Regions from separate parts of the Homo sapiens genome. Here region 2 is linked to region 1. The links are chromatin loops, found by intact Hi-C in ENCODE. Cell type or tissue: ascending aorta. All regions are shown on one strand. Each heading gives the region's core, and the rest is flanking DNA. Links, peaks and the distances in the headings are about the cores only. Region 1 has its middle 190 kb from the start of TLE1. Region 2 has its middle 80 kb from the start of SPATA31D4.

What was found. Peaks named below come from ENCODE experiments on the same cell type or tissue, not always from the same donor. Only the 100,000 strongest peaks of a DNase experiment are listed, where the experiment ranks them.
Region 2: it touches region 1 in a loop (2.8-fold over the local background); 3 of 110 quality-filtered maps call a loop at or near these places.

The regions. Positions count from the first base shown.
Region 1 is chr9:81,497,456-81,500,376 of GRCh38, reverse strand. No RefSeq gene overlaps it. Among named protein-coding and RNA genes, the nearest start is that of TLE1, 190 kb to the left of the region's middle. In ascending aorta, for the core only: no CTCF peak of the experiment used is centred there; DNase peaks (open chromatin) are centred at 632 and 1,216; H3K4me3 peaks cover 1,239 bases; H3K27ac peaks cover 1,498 bases.
Region 2 is chr9:81,846,981-81,849,901 of GRCh38, reverse strand. No RefSeq gene overlaps it. Among named protein-coding and RNA genes, the nearest start is that of SPATA31D4, 80 kb to the left of the region's middle. In ascending aorta, for the core only: a CTCF peak has its summit at 1,245; no DNase peak of the experiment used is centred there.

The DNA of each region.
Region 1 (2,921 bases), core at 132-2,631:
TTCAGCCAGGGGTCATAGCAGGGTTATGGCATGGAATGGTATAGCTCTTGGCTGATGAAGCCACTCTCTGGGTCGTAGTAGCCCTGGTGGCCTCATTGTGGGGGACCACCTGAATAAGAAGTGCATAATTGAATGTGTGGTTCTAATCAAAGCTACTTCGAAATGTTTTGATGGACCATCATATCTGTCTTGGTATTTAAAACTCCCTTAGTAAGTGGTCATTAGACTGCCTCTCCACATCTCCCCTCCCTCTTTTTTCCCAGTGTCTTCTCTTGGCATGGAATGATAGAAATATCCCCAAATATTCGCACACTTCAGAAACATGCTGTACCCTGAGTATGTCTCACAAAGAAAATGTTGATAGACTTTGCATCGGGCTCATAAAATTCTAACCTAAAAAAATTATGGGCCTGGGTCAAAAGAAGTATGTACAAAAAGCCATTTGGACTCTGTGCAAAGGATTGTTGACACAGAACATACTCTTCTTTTAGACCATCAGTGGGAGACTGGCTGGTCTCGAGCCATGCATAAATCTGTCCATGTGCAATTGGTAGCAGTTCCTAATTGTGGAAAAGGAGGGTAGGAACGGACTCAAGCAGAGAAAGCTGAGACTGGCAGGCAGGGCAGAGCCAGGAGGGAGACACCCAGCACTTGATGCCACCCTTCCAGAAAGCCTCCACCAAGGGACTGCATTGAGCATACATTACCATATTTTCTGGAGCTCAGGAAAATAAGACCATAAATAATGAATAGGTACACCAGACTGCATTGTGGAATGGTTGGATATTGAGAGGAAGAATGTGTCCAGGCTAAGAGATGGGCAAGTAGAGCAGCATTTGCTGAATATTGGGAAAAGCTGAGTGTCCCAATTAATTTTTATGAAAACTTCTCCTGTACCCCAGCTATCCAGCCTGTGCTCTCCAATAGGGGAAGGAGGGGAAGGACATTAATACTCTTGGTTCTTGATGGGTAATACATTGTAAATAGCCTTGGATGGGGGCATTCTTACATGTCTGGAAGGCTAATTTTCAGGCGCTGAGTTTACTCTCCAAACGTTTCCCTGTGAACTGTCTTTCTCTGGGTTGGAACACTTTGTGCCACCATTGGAAAGCCTCTTTTGTAAATTTTTACTCCATTATGTTGCAATTTTAACATCTCATGCTTTTGGCACTCGAAGCATTTTTATAATGGTCTTTGGTTTATTTTTGGCTCAGTTTTACGGCTCTCTGCCAGCCTCCAACTTCTGCTGTGTAGCTGACCCAAAATAGTTTCAAAGGCTCAGATGCAACTTGATATCAAAATTTTTTCCCCACGTATTAAAGTTAGCCTTGTAAATGCTGAAGGCACGGAAAAAGTTTTCCTGAGTAGTTATTAGACTCACAGGACGTGTCGTACCTTCGGCTCATGAGATGAGAAAGGCAAATTTCTATGTCACTTGTAGGTAAATCCAAATAAAAGATGCCTCTGCAGTAAGGTGCTTTCTACAAGTCAGAAAAAAGTTCCAGATGTATAGAAATTGGGTTGACATTTAAAGGGTTCTAAATATGCTCCATAACCAGCTAGGCTGACGAGTGTCCTCATGAATCTTCACCATCTGATTCCTCGTGACTATATATTACTACTTCCACCACCACCAGCTAACAATGCTAACAATTATTCTCTGATTACTTTTAATGTGCCAAGACTTTTACCATCTACGATCTTGTTAAAGTATCTCATTAACTGTTTATAATTGGAACGATTTTCACCACTGTTTTACAGATAAGAGAATTTGTGATTTAGAGCAACGATTTCCAAACAGGGTTGTAGAATTTCCTGGGGGGTTTTCAAAAATCTCAATGCCTCGGCAGCAACCTGTGCCCATTGCATCAGAATGACTAGGGGTGGAAACCAGGCATTAGTATTTTTAAAAAATACTAATGAAAAAGATGATTTTAATGTACAGTAGTTTCATGTTTGGAAACCACTGGCTTAAACAGATTTGAGAGATTAGCTGAGAATTACCCTGCTACCAAACAGTAAAACGAAGAGACCATTTGAGTCTAAACCTTGTACTTTTACTAATATACCAGGATGCCTTTCATACTCCTGCAGAAAAAATTATAAAATTTATACAATAATGTAGTCTATGGACCCTACTCTCAATGAATTTATGGTCTGAGGAAAAAAATGATGTAAGTAAAGACCAAATCAGCATTAAGCGACGTAGCACTGGTTATGAACTCAGGAAAATTTGAGAGCTACTCAACTAGCCAAGGACATGGGATGGCTTGGATTTGGTGCCTTATGTAAAAGAAACACTGAAAAAAAGCCACTCTAACAAAAGTTGAGATCTGTTAAAATCAGAGGTAGAGATTGAAGAACACTGACAGCAATGATGTTAGCACTAGGGAAATGGATTCTTTGGGAAATTATATCATACATTCACTTATCAAATAATTTACTCATTATTAGAGGCAGGGTGCTTTAGACGTATTTAATGCCACAGTAACCCAGAGTGGTATGATTATCCCTATTTTACAGATAGAAAAACTGAAACTCAGTGTAGATAAAACTGGAACTCACATAACTTAGAAGTTTCAGACTTGGAATTCACATTCAGATTTATTTAACTAATATTGATAAAGGCCCTACTGTGTGCCAAGGAGTGAGATAGATGCTGGGGATATAAGGGCATATAAAAGCATAGTCCGTGGTCTTATTGACCTTCAAGTCTAGTGAGTAAAACAGACATGAACCAAACTTTCATACAAAACACATAAAAATGTAAATGTGTTCTAGTATATAAGGCAAGAAGCATAGTAGGTGTTAATTAGGCAATTAAAGGGAAGGAAACAGACTAAGGGAACAGCTCATGACATTTTTCTATGTTAAAAGGAAACATGGAAATCAGAAGGAGATGAAAGAAGCCTCATGAAGGG
Region 2 (2,921 bases), core at 246-2,745, 350 kb before region 1:
CTCTTAACTTATATCAGTTCCTCAGGAGCACTTGAGGAAGAACCTCTGCTTCCTGCTTAAGCCAAATTCCTATGTTGTAAACTCCTTTGCACCATCAGCCAGCTCATGAATTCTTCATGGAATGCTTCACAGGGCACTTACATGATCTCACATGATCATCTGACTTCTGCCTGGTCTCCCCACTAGACTGTGAGCTCCATGAAGGCAAGGATTCTATTTTTGCTTACCACCGCATCCCAGAGCCCAGCACAGTGCCTGGCACATATTAGATACTGAATAAATACATTTGGAAGGAAGGATGGACAGAAGGAATGACGAATGAATAAATAAGAGGGGCAAACTGATACTGCTAAAATAAGAATGAGGGCTAGAATTTTAAGTGAATGATAATAGTAGGTAACACATATTTAACTTCCAATGTTAGGTACTATTCTAATATATATATACCATACATACATATACCAATTTCTTTCTTATGACAACCCTATAAGGTAGTTATTTTTATTCTCCCCACTTCGTAGATGAGGAAACTGAGCCACATAGAGGTTCCTCAAAATCACACAGCTAGCAAATGCAATATATTATACTTTATAATGGAAGAGATATTATGACCATACATAACACAAGAATACAATCTGCCCTGGGACCCTTCTTGCCTAACCACTTTAAAGGGTTTCAGAGACTGCTGCTTTTAAGGGTTAAGGATTTATCTTATTTGGGATTGGACTGTGAAAGTGAAAAACTGTGTCAATCACCCCAATAGATGAAGATCGGAGAATCTCTGACCCCTGGACTTCAGCTGCCTCTGTGTCACCTTTTGAGGTAAGATATTTCCACTTCAAAGTAAGAGTGGTCTGATTAAAACAAACTCACATAAAGTAATAACCTGTTCTCACCTCAGTTTTGACTATATTGTTTTAAAATCAGCAGGACAGAAATTGAAGCAGCTAAATGCATAAAACAAAGAGAAAAAAAGAGCTCAGAGTATGGGAAGAAAAAGGAAACAGTATTTCCCTAGGAAAAAAGATTGAAATCGAGATGTATTTGTTTAGAAAAGAGAAGGTGAAAAGGAATGTGCTGCCCTCAGATATCTACAGGAAACCACTCACTGAACATGCCACCATAGACTGATTTATTTTTGGCTTAACCTGGACTAGAAAGCCTAATGTTTAGACAAGGCAAATTCATCTTGGAAAGGGAAGAAGAGAGGAAGAGCACTAAATGGAAACAACAAATAACTTAGTTGCAAAATGAAACTCTAGATGGAGCAGTTCCCTCTATTTGAATTTCCTTTGGTGACTGATACTGATTTCGCTGGATTAGCAACTATTGGAAAAAGGACTGGTTGGAATACATTAGCTCTGTGATAGGAAATAAAAATTGGATGATGTACCACTTACAAAATAGAACCTGAATCTCTGGGCAGGATCCATGTAAAGAGAGGAAGGCAGAAGAGAAAAAGGAGGAGGATGACAGAGAGGAAGAAGAGGAGAGGGAGCGAGAGGAGTTATAGTAAGAAGAATTTCGAAAAGGTGTCCAGAAACTTGGTGTGTCCTGTGGAATATGATAGAGGGCACAAGCTCTGGAGTCCAACTGCTAGAGTTTGAATCCAGCCTCAGTCAACTACTAGTTGTAACCTCCCTAAACTCAGGTTTCCTATCTTTGAAATTGGGATTATAATTGTACTTAGCTCATAGGATTTCTTTAAGGAGTAAAGAAACTAATCCTTGTTAACTTCATAGCACATAGTAAATGCTTAATAAATATTTGTGCCACTGCTGTTGTTGAAGATGATCTATCCCCCTGATAACATAAATCTGAAATACCAGCTGTACTGAATAATGTTGGAATTGACCAGAAATAACCAGGGGTAGTGTTATATTAGACTCTCTTCTGGAAGGGGTCATCACCAAACAGTGAGCTTTACACTTAGATACAGAAACCCAAGATAAGATACAATTTTCCAGAAATTGTCCATTCTAGGCTGGTTCTATGAAATCATTTTCTCTCTCTCTTTTAGCTTTCAGTCACCATCCTTTTTCCCTCTGCTTACTTTTCTACTTTGTACTCTGTTTTCTAGTCCTTTGAAATCTCCGCTCTTCTCCCCATGTGAGGATCCTGTCCAGACAGACTAACCAGACCTGTTTCCTCCATGCTTTAAACACTGGGGGCCTAACGGGGAAAACGTTTTCTTTGGGTGGGTGCCAAGTAACGTTGGGGAGTGGGAGAGAGTTTTTAATGACACAGTAAGAAAGAAAATATTTATGTTTCATTTTAATTGAACTTTTCAAGCTCACTATTTTTTAGTAGATGAAAAAGATCAACATATGAGAACGCTGGAAATTACACATAGCTCTGGTTTCATGCACAAAAGTGGAAAAAGCAAATGGGGCAAAGGGAAGTCTGTTGGAGGCATCTTATGGGAAGAGCTGCCCCAGCAAAAAAAAAAAAAAATTGAGCTTAGTGGCACTGCCTTTATCACTGCATTTCTATGATTGGGACAGATCCTGTTGGACAGGCCCATAAAATTGGCAAGATAATGAACAAGTTCATTAAATACCTTTCTATTTGTTGGGTCTACTGCAGTGCCTTCGGGAGCAAGTTTATAGAGTGTCACACCTGTTAAACCTGGCAAAGGGACCATTGTGAAAGGACGCGGTTTACCTTGTTGAGAGACTCCAGAAATCACTGCTTTTGTCACTGTTAAGCGTTTACCATGTGTTAGGTACTGTACTAACTGCTTTAGACATACGATCTCATTTAAATCTCCCAGCAGCTCTGTGAAGTAGGTATTGTTAAAATTACTAGGCAATTTACTTGGGTCACACAGCTGATGAATACAGGAGCTGGGGTCTTAGGTCAGTAAAACACCAAACTACGTGCATGTAAACTGCAATATCAGGTGCAGCCCAATCAGACCA